2 separate regions of the Mus musculus genome follow, and region 1 is linked to region 2. A link is a contact called in ENCODE Hi-C data. All regions are on one chromosome and are shown on one strand. Each heading gives the region's core, a stretch centred on a gene start or an enhancer-like site at or near the end of the contact. The rest is flanking DNA. Distances are from core to core; before and after follow the strand shown.

Region 1 (5,023 bases), core at 183-2,682, 1.2 Mb after region 2:
CAAAAACATGTGTTGTACTTTCATGTTTAAAGACAAAAGACTAGTTAATGCAGGGACATTTCTGGCTTTCAAAAGTGTTAGTATTTTCAGTTCCTCAAATGTCCCAGCTATTGGTCCTAAACCATCTCTTTAGATTCGCATCGGAATTCCCTCCTTACACCCTCCTCTATCCTACCACAGCGACACTCACTGCATGGTACAAGATGTTCCCTCCGGCTCAGACATCCTCCCCTAATTTAAAACTGATTGATCCTTTTTTATCAGCGCCGCGTCACCACCTCCCAAAAATAACTAAGCATAAATTAATGGCTCCGTTACCCAGCTTCTCAGAAAGTACTGGCTTTACTTCTCTGTACACATTCCTTTGATTTTCTAAGAGAATATTCACACATCTGCTTCCACATCAAACTGTCAAATTTCTGACATCCTTAGCTTGTTACCTCTCTCTAACACCGAGACACACACTTAGAAAGGACGGGTTTAGTGACTTAGTGTCAGCGTAAATTTTGGCTTCTTAACCGGGAGCCAAGAAACAGGGATTCTGTCTCTCAGACTCAAATTCCTTCCCGTCTTCTCTGGTTACTTTCCTTATGGAATCTGGTTGCTTCTCAACATGTTTCTAGCTCTGTTTACTCTTGTGCAGCATAAAATAAGCGACTACCCAGAAAACTTTGGCAACTGGTCAAATCTGCCTTTCCTTCTCTCTTCCTCCTGATTCTCCAACACCTAGCTCTCAAAGGGAAAAAGATAGAACACCAGGACACAAGTGATTAAAGGAGTAAACTACCAGATTTTCTGCCGGAATCATTTAGTGCAAGCACCACAACACGATCCAGCCGCCTTGGAGATGCCTGTATCGCGAAGGCTGGGATTGGCAGGCCTGCGCTGAAGCGGCCTCCGTTAGGAGCGGCCCGAAAGCGGCTGCCGTCATTCAGGGCTTTCCAGGTACGAACTGCCGACGATAGCGCCCGGGGGGCGAGAAAGTCGGCCTCCCACGTCCGCCTCCCCGCTCCCTCCCCGGGAGTCCCCCGGGGCAAGCCGCTCGAGCGAGGCTCTCCGGTCAGAACAAGAGAACTCGGAAGCACCAACAGCCAGCGCGGAACAAAGCGCCGGTCCCGGAGTGCGAGAGGACGCCATTACGCGGGCAGCGGCCTGCGCCGACGAGCCGAGCAGGCCTCGCCGCGCGGCCTCGGTCGAGACCAGAGATGCCACGCGAAGACGCAGAAAGCCAGGAGAGAGGGCCGCGGCTGGCTGGCTGCCGAGGTCGCGCGTGGGAAGGGAAAGGCCGCTTACCTTCGTGAGTCTTGGCGATCTTCGCCATTTTGTCCACTCGAACACACAGACGGAACTGGCGCTCCCAAGGACTTCCGCTCGCCGCCGCCAGAAACAGAGGCCGCTCTCTGAGCGTGCGCACCCGGGAGCGCGCGCCGCACTGTAGCACGTACTTCAACTGCCACCTATATGAGACTGCGAGGGGCATTATGGGAGTGGGCGGGGCCAGGGCGGGCTCCCGGCGGCTTCCTTAAAAAGCCAGCGAAACCGCGGGGAAGACTAAACGCGGAAGAGGATGGCTACTTCCCAAGAGGGCTGTAGCCTGTCCGGCCAGTGGTGGGTAACGTGCCGTTAATTCAAGCACTCGGAAGAGAAGAGGCAGTTCGAGGCCAGCCTGGTCTACAAAGAGAGTTCCCGAAGCCAGGGCTGTACAGACAAAGCCTGTCTTTAATAAAACCAAAGGAGCCTGGCAGTGGTGGCGCACCCCTTTAATCCCAGCACTTGGGAGGCAGCGGCAGGCAGATTCTGAGTTCGAGGCCAGCCTGGTCTACAGAGTGAGTTCCAGAACAGCCAAGGCTACACAGAGAAACCCTGTCTCGAAAAAAACAAAAATAAAAAGTAGAGAGAGAGAGAGATTAAATTACACAAAATAGAATTTAGCCAAAGGAACACTGCCTCCAAGACACCCAAAAAATAAACAGTATGCTAGCCAGGCCTGTTAGAAATAAAGTTTATGATGCCTAAGATGTTAATGTTGGTTCACCAGTATTGACCAGCCATTAGATACGGTAGAATACTTCTCTTAACAGGCAGCTCAAGGGAATAGTATAGGGTCACAAGCAATGTTAAGTCCTGATCTACAATAAAGCCCAGTTCTTTTCTTGAGAGAAACATAATTCTGCCAAATGGGTAAGATGACCCCAGGTAACAACTATTTGAAAAAGTACAACACTGGTGCACTTAAAATAATTCTGGCAATAACTGATGCCTAAATGACCAGGCAAATAGGAGTGACCTATTGACCAGATTTTCAGCCTTCTGTCTCTGTTTAAGTTGTACTAAATGTAACCCAGGGTTGGGACCTAAATTACAAATTTGAGGATAACCTCATATTTGGAGAAAATAAGCCTAAGGTGTCTCTAAGTTATCAAAATGTATTCAAGGCTGGCCCTACCGAGCATTAGCCAGAGCCAGCTGTGCCAGACCTTTTTCCTTTATTATCCTCCAAATGTGCAGGATGCTTTCTCACTGGGAAGGCTTATCATTTCTATAACAGATTCAAAGGAGCATTTGCTGCATTTGTGGTAATTGTAGAAGCTAAATACTTCCTGGAGTTCCAGAGTAATGATAAACATCACTAAAAGATCACCCAGAATTGTCTTGTGAATCCTCTTTTATAAAAATAAGATTTTTTCATGCTGGGCGTGGTGGCGCACGCCTTTAATCCCAGCACTCAGGAGGCAGAGGCAGGCGGATTTCTGAGTTCAAGGCCAGCCTGTTCTACAAAGTGAGTTCCACAGGGCTACACAGAGAAACCCTGTCTCAAAAAACAAAAACAAAACAAAAAAGATTTTTCTCACCACAGCCTACTTGTCTGTATGTTTGTTCCTGAAAGAATACTAATATGGTTCAGGACAGGAAGGAGAGTATTAAAATGAGTCCGAGACGGCTCCCTTAGGCTCCTTATTTGGGGAGGTTGTGCAGCCTTGCAGAAAGAGGAAGTACATCGCTGGAGACAAGATTAGAGTTCCTCGCCTCAGTCTACTTTCAGTTTGCTCTCTCTGCCGTATGTCTGCGGCTGAAGATGACCTCTCAGCTTCTTGTTCCCACCAACCTGCCCGCACACCCACAGACACACTTTGGGAAAGACCATTCTCACACTGTGATAGCAGAGTCAAGAGACTAGTAAGAGCAGAGCAGGAAAAAAAAAAGAGCAGAGCAGGTTTACTTCTTAAAGCAATGTAGTTGTTTTGTTTTGAGACAGGGTCTCGCTGTGTAGTCTCTGGTGTTGCCTGATAGCTCCTCCCGGGAAGTCTGTTTCTCCATCAACAAAAGAATTTCTGCAGGTAGGTTAGTGGCACACCCCCTTAATCACAGCACTCTGAAAGCAGAGGGAGACAGATCTCTAAGTTTGAGGCCAACCTGGTCTACAGAGTGAGTTCCAGGACAGCCAGCCAGGGCTACACAGAGACACCCTGTCTCAGAACAAAACAAAACAACTTGGAGGTTTTAGAGATGTCTCAGCAGTTAAGAGCACTGACTGCTCTTGCAAGAGGATGCAGGTTCACTTCCAAACACCCGCATGGTTACTAACAACCAGCTATGGGGCAACTCCTAGGGGCTCTGATTTCCTCTTCTGGCTCCTGTGGGCACGGGGCACACATATGGTGCACATATATACATGCAGGCAAAATACTCATACACATAAAATTTTAAAAAGAATCACAGGGTCGAGATCTGCAGTCTATCACATCTGAGATTTCTTGCAGCTGTGATACAAGGGCGGATGAACAGAAAGGGAACACCATAAGCCCCCTAGACACTGCTTCTGTGCTTTTAAATAAGGTGTGGAGCAAAATTTGGCTCTGTTTTTGTTTGTTTACTTGACATCGTCTGACTGTGTGTCTCTGGCTGTCCTGGAACTCCCTCTGTAGACCAGGCTAGCCTCAGACTCAGAAATCTGCTTGCCTCTGGCTCCTGAGTGCTAGGATTAAAGGCATGTGCTACCCCAGGCCAGCTGTTTCTCCGTCTTGAATTAGATCTGCTAAGATGCCTTTAGCTGCTTGGGTCGTCTCCAGTGACAGTATGGACTTGACTAAACACAAGTTGGGGGAACCTGAGGAAGTACCTGTGGCAAACATTCCCTCAGAGCCAAGCCACTTTTGTTATCAGAGGTCCACAATGATGAGAGGGCATGAGCCCTCAGTCAGGGGCTTACCCTGCCAAGCCCACCCAATGGGTTGTCTGTGGCCCCCAAGGGGGTCCGGGAGGAAGTTAACCCAGTAACCTTCCAGTGAAGAAAAAGTTCTGGGTAATGAAGGAGTTTCTTTTGGGCAAGAGTCTGGGAATCTGGTTAGTTTGATGGCTCCTATCCCGGACCACTCTTCCTAGCTGTCTACCCATTTAAGAATAACCATCTCCTATCTCTACTCACTTAACTCATATGTAGACCAAGCTAGCCTTGAACTCATAGAGATCTGCCTGTCTCTGCTTCCCTAGCGCTGGTATTAAAGACATATGCCACCATGCCATGTATGGATGTTTTATCTGTATGTATGTGTGTAATCACATGTATGGCTGGTACCTGCTGAGGTCAGAAGAGAACATTGGGCCAGGCAGTGGTGGCACACACCTTAAATCCCAGCACTTGAGAGGCAAAGGCAGGCAGATTTCTGAGTTTGAGGCCAGCCTGGTCTACACAGAGAAACCCTGTCTCAAAAAAAAAAAAAAAAAAAAAGACATTGGATTCCCTGGAACCGGAGTTAGAAATGACTGGGAACTATGACCTTGATGCTGGGAACCGAACCCTGATCATTGGCAAGAACAGTGAGTGCTTTTGATCACTGAGCCAACTATAGAATCAGTCTACAGAAAAAAAGTCAGCATAAAAAAAAAAGGCAAGACTGTCTGGCATGCTGATTTGGTACAAGACAGTGGGTTTTGTTGTTGTTTATTTTGGTTCTGTTTATGTGTTTTGTTTGTTCATTTGTTTGTTTCCTTTTGTTTTGCTTCTTTGGATTTTTTGTTTGTC
Region 2 (5,109 bases), core at 774-3,273:
ATCTCTTGAGTTCAAAGCCAGCTAAGTCTATAAAGTGAGACCCTGTCTCAAAAGACAAAAAGCCTTTAAAACTGGCAAGCAAGACTCAAGTGTAGAGTAAATGTCAAGATGCAGGAGGTAAGAATTTTAGACACAGGAAATAAGCATTATAATATATCATATCTTGAGAAAATTTAGTTTTAAACTGAGTCTCTAAAAAACTGGGAGATTTTGACACAGAAATTCTTCCTTATAATTGTCAAGCAGCTACAAAACAAACCAATGAAAACATGGTTATACGTTCACTTAACCCCAATGACAAACTGTTCACTGTCAATACACACTGAAAAATGAAATTAGAAGTGTCTGCCATTAAATGCCTACATTGTCTATAGACATTAATTTAGATATAAATGGTAGACTGTTGATTTATGAAGTTTCTACTAAAATGCCACTTCTACCTTAACCAAAATGTAATTTTTTTCTTAATATTTTATTACATGCAAGTTTAGAGGTCAGAGGACAAGCTGTAAGTGTAGGTTTTCTCTTTCTACCATGTAGGCCCTGGGGATAAGGACATTTGAGTTGGTGTCAAGAACCTTTCCCAGCAGAGCCATCTCCTGAAACTAAATTCTTACTTTAAAAAAAAAAAAAAAAAAAAATCCAAGAAAAACTATTACCAATCTATCCACATACAAAAAATTTTGAAATCACAGAAATATTACTTCTCTAACTTAAGCATACTGTCATGTAAGTAAATTTACTTTAATAGTAAACCTTCATTCCAGAAAATTATCTAAAATGTATGTGTATCTCAAAAAAACCAATTACTTGAAATATTAAAACTACCAAAAAATTAAATTAATATCAAAAAGATTAGGTGAAAAGACAGGTCTAAAATTTGGTCACGATTTCCATGGACTAGTGTTTTTTAATATACACAATTTTAAGGCACTGTGATTCAATTTTTATGAAGTTGTTGAAAACCATTTCTGGGCATCTCACTGTGAAGACTGTACCAATGAGAAAGGAGTTTATATCTCTCCATAATAAAACTGTGCTCCTGGAGTTCTAAATTCCATGTTACATATGCCTCCACTTGCCTCGTTACCTCTGCAGACCTTGCTGCTCAAGGCACAGCCTCTCTCCCAGTCTTGAACACTTAAAAAGTCCACACGGTATCAAACCTGCCGGCGAGGTTCGGTGTTATCGGTACCATGTATGTAAACATGACGTCAGCCAAACCCTCAGTGAATGTCACACTGCAAGCTAATGATTATGGTTGAAATTCCTAGGCTTTCAGAAGTATTTCTTAATTCCAACTTGCAAGCTGAAGCCAGCGCTTCTCTAGTCCCAGCACAGCCACGGCCACTAGCCACCAGCCGGCCGGCCGTGAAGTTTCTTTCAACTTTGTCTCCACTCATCTATATCCCGAGAGTGAAGCCAAATTAAGCGCTTTTCCCACGGTAAGGCCGAGTCGGGATAAAGATCCAGACCGTGGCCATGATGTGGCTGTCTAGTCTGAGGATGGGTCACAAGTACAGAAGAATTCCCACTGCTTTAAAGCCAAAAAGTCACGGAAACAGCTGTGGCTCCCCACGCCGGGACTGACAGCGGCCCACGCGATGACCGCAAAGTTTCTCCCAGGCTGCTGGCCGGACGCGTCCACCCGCCCCGACGTGAAGGCGTCCCGCGCCCACAGCACGCGAGCCCCGGAGCCACCCGGAGGACCACGTCGAGACGCCGCGGAGGCTATCGGGCATGGCCGCGCTCAGGGACGCCGGCTCTGGCCTTCGGGCTCGCCGCAGGGTCCCCGCGCCCCCACACCGACCGCTCCGCCGCAGCTCCGCGCCGTCGCGGGTTCTGCCCTCCCTCCGACCGGGCCACGGCTACACGGGCTCACCTCGCACTCTTCCCCACAACGGCTGGTCGCCGTCAGCCAGGCCCCTGTGAGGCGACTCCCGGCGGCGACCGCACAGACGCTGACCGACGCTTCTTACAGTTGAGGTTTGAAAAGTGCAGCCGCGTCTGGGACACTGTACTTCGACACAGACTCCGCCCTCTGCTGCCCAAGAGCCAATCGGAGCGATTACGGAGGGTGGGGTTGTCACGTGGGGGCGGGGCGGGGCGGCGGCCGGCAGCGCGTGCTGTGAGGCCGGGCCTCAGGAGGGGGGCGGGGAGTGGGCGGAGCGCCGAGCGCCTGAAGACTTGGTTGCTGGATGTAGCCTAGAACTGGACAGTGTGCAGGCCGGGTTGGGGGGGGGGGGGGGTCCGCGCCTCTTTTCCCACTTTTTCCACCTTCAGAGTAGTTCCGGGATGTGTAAGTATCGGGACACAAGAGATGAAAGAAGCCGATGTCCGGGCTCTTTGACTTGTGATGATTAAAGTTCTGTGTTTCAAATCTTCCTTGTCCTCTTCCTTACCTCCTGAACCTACCCTACAAATAGAGATTCCAGCTTGCTATGGGTTCTTGAAGCCATAAATAGGACTCCAGGATCCTAGTCTCTACAGCTGGATGTCTTAAGACACTAACTAGCTCAAGACACTGTAGGAGAATCTGAAGATGAACTAATTGCTGGTTTACTGTGGTAGGGGAAATGAGGAAAACTTGTACCTGCTCAATGCCCATTGCTACTTTCTTTCTTTCTTTCTTTCTTTCTTTCTTTCTTTCTTTCTTTCTTTCTTTCTTTCTTTCTTTCTTTCTTTCTTTCTTTCTTTCTTCCTCCCTCCCTCCCTCCCTCCCTCCCTCCCTCCCTCTCTCTCTCTCTCTCTCTCTCTCTCTCTTTCTTTCTTAGCAGTGTTAGAACACAGGGCCTTTCACATGCTTAGCAAGGGTTCCACTTCTAAGTTCCACCCCCAGGCCCCCAGATCTGTTAACTATTGAAGACTGTTTAAAAACTGAAAGTTTCGTGCTAGATACAGTAGGTTTACATACATATAAGATCCTAGGTTACTTATACGTTTATATGTAGCATCTACACATAGAATCTAGAACTGCTGAAGGGTACTTTTTTAGTAGGTATAAAAAACTATTGGGAAAAATTCTGTGAGTGGAACTCTCTTGCTTTTAGAACATCTTAGCAACCATTTTATGTTCTTCCCCTGTCACATTTAACCAAGATTTCTTCAAGCCATCTGCTTGCCCTTCCAAGCAGTGTATGTCCCAGGACACATGCATTTAAAGTTATCAAAACCATTTCATGAGGTCTGTGTTGTTATTTAGACAGGCCTCAGTATAATGTATTGATTCTTTAAGTGTTGTCAAATGGATAATGTTGCATCTTTTTAGCCAGGGAAGCATAAATGTTAAGGTGTCCACAAACCAATGAGATTGTTCCCATACTTTCTTCCAGGAAACAGCAGCTGCATCCAAAAGTGTCAGTACCAAGGCTTAGCCAGTGCCCTCTTGGAGTTCCTTGTGATCGTTTTTGGTGTTTAGATGTTTGTAACTGTTTTAAACTTAAACAATTCCTTGATCTCCGGCTTTTGAATGTAGAGGCCGTGTTGTGTGTGTTTATGTGGGGTTGTGTGTATCTGTGTATGTGCACGTGGAGGCCAGAAACATTAATGTCAGGTGTCAGTCTCAATACCTCTCCCTTTAGTTTTTGAAACAGTCTCTCCCTGAACCTGTAGTTCAGCAGTTCAGCTTGGCCTGCTGACCAGTGATTTCCATGGGTCCATCTACCTGTATCCACTGGACTTACAGGTGACAGGATCAGGTACCATGTGTACAGCTTTTGACATGGGAATCTGTACTGTGGTCCTTGTGGTGATATGGTCATCATTTTTACCAACTGAGACAGCTCCCCAGCCCATTGCCAGCTTATTAAAAACAAGACAGACAAACAAACAAACAAACAAACAAACAAAAACGACGTTTCATTATGTGAGGAGTGTTTGTGTATGGGTGAGTGTGCCAGAGGAGGTTAAAGGTGTTGCCCCCAACACCCACCCGGAGCTGGAGTTAAATGTCATCAGCTACCTGATGTGGGTACTAGAAACTGAGCTCTGCTCCTCTACAAAAGCAGCAAGTGCTCTTGACCAATGAGTTTCTCTGCCACCACCACCACCACCCTCTTCTTGTCATCAGCTCCACCCCCATCCCCATTGTCACCAGCTTTTAAGCAGTCGTCTTGCATTTTATTTAATTTTGTAAGCAGGTTGCCTTCTCCAGCAATCAAACTCATTGTTGCTTCCAGCGTGCTCACCTGGAATTCACTGGTACGTGACAGACATTGACCTATGTGCTACTTTAATGCTCCTGTTCCAGACTCATTTTTGTCCTAACATCTGCCCTAAGCAACTTAGGGAACAAAGAGGTTTATTTCACTTACAATACCAGATATACAGTTCATCATTATGAGGAAGTCAAGGCAGGAACTTCAGACAGCTAGTTATATCACATCCACTCCAAGAACAGAAAGAGACTAGTTCATACATGCCCAATTGTTTGCTTATGCTCTGCTCTCAGCTCTGAAGCAGTTTAGAAACCCCTGCCTAGGGGATAGTGCTGCCCACAGTGGCCTGGCCTTCCCACATCAGTTAATGTAAGTAAGATAATCCCCGCAGGCATGTAGACTGGCCAACCCAGTGTAGAGAATTTCTTGTTAACATCTTAAGAGATTCTAGGTCAAATTAACAAAGTTAACCATTACAGTCGCATCACCTTGGGCCTGTTGTCAGACTTATGCTCTTCCAAAAGACATTCTGCTAAATTGGCTTGGTCTCTGGTACTGTGATTGAAGTAACAAGTAATTTCCTATTCTGGGGAGAACACTGTGGTCTCTCAAGGAAATTCAAGATTCAGTGCACTCATAGCCATGTATGTTCCTATTGTTATTCCTTGAAGAGGAAATCCTCCTATAGTGTGATGGCTATTCTGCTGTCATTACCTCTGCCCTATTTATTGAGCTGAGCTGATATCCTTGAGTGCCACTGACCAGAAACAGTGGTAAAAGACTAATTGTATTCTCCCAATTCATTTGCGCCTTATATGAACATTAAAATAGAAGAACCGTGTCTTCATCAACGTTTTATTGCCGTGACAAAACACCATAGCCAAAAAGCAAGTTGGGGAGGAAAAGATTTATTCAACTTATACTTTCAGTGCACAGTCCACCACTGTGGGAA

Evidence for each region. A loop is a pair of places that touch in the nucleus more often than their neighbours do.
Region 1: a map of T-helper 2 cell shows a loop between it and region 2 (6-fold over the local background). The contact joins the promoter of Sf3b1 here to the promoter of Stk17b in region 2. A Hi-C loop is called at or near these places in 2 of 37 maps with a recorded cell type or tissue (T-helper 2 cell and v-Abl transformed pro-B cells).

The regions. Positions count from the first base shown.
Region 1 is chr1:55,026,046-55,031,068 of GRCm38, forward strand. Sf3b1 (splicing factor 3b, subunit 1) reads right to left here and starts at 1,433. Exons shown (of 25, transcript NM_031179.2): 1 at 1,294-1,433. The coding sequence starts at 1,321.
Region 2 is chr1:53,783,192-53,788,300 of GRCm38, forward strand. Stk17b (serine/threonine kinase 17b (apoptosis-inducing)) reads right to left here and starts at 2,024. Exons shown (of 8, transcript NM_133810.3): 1 at 1,883-2,024.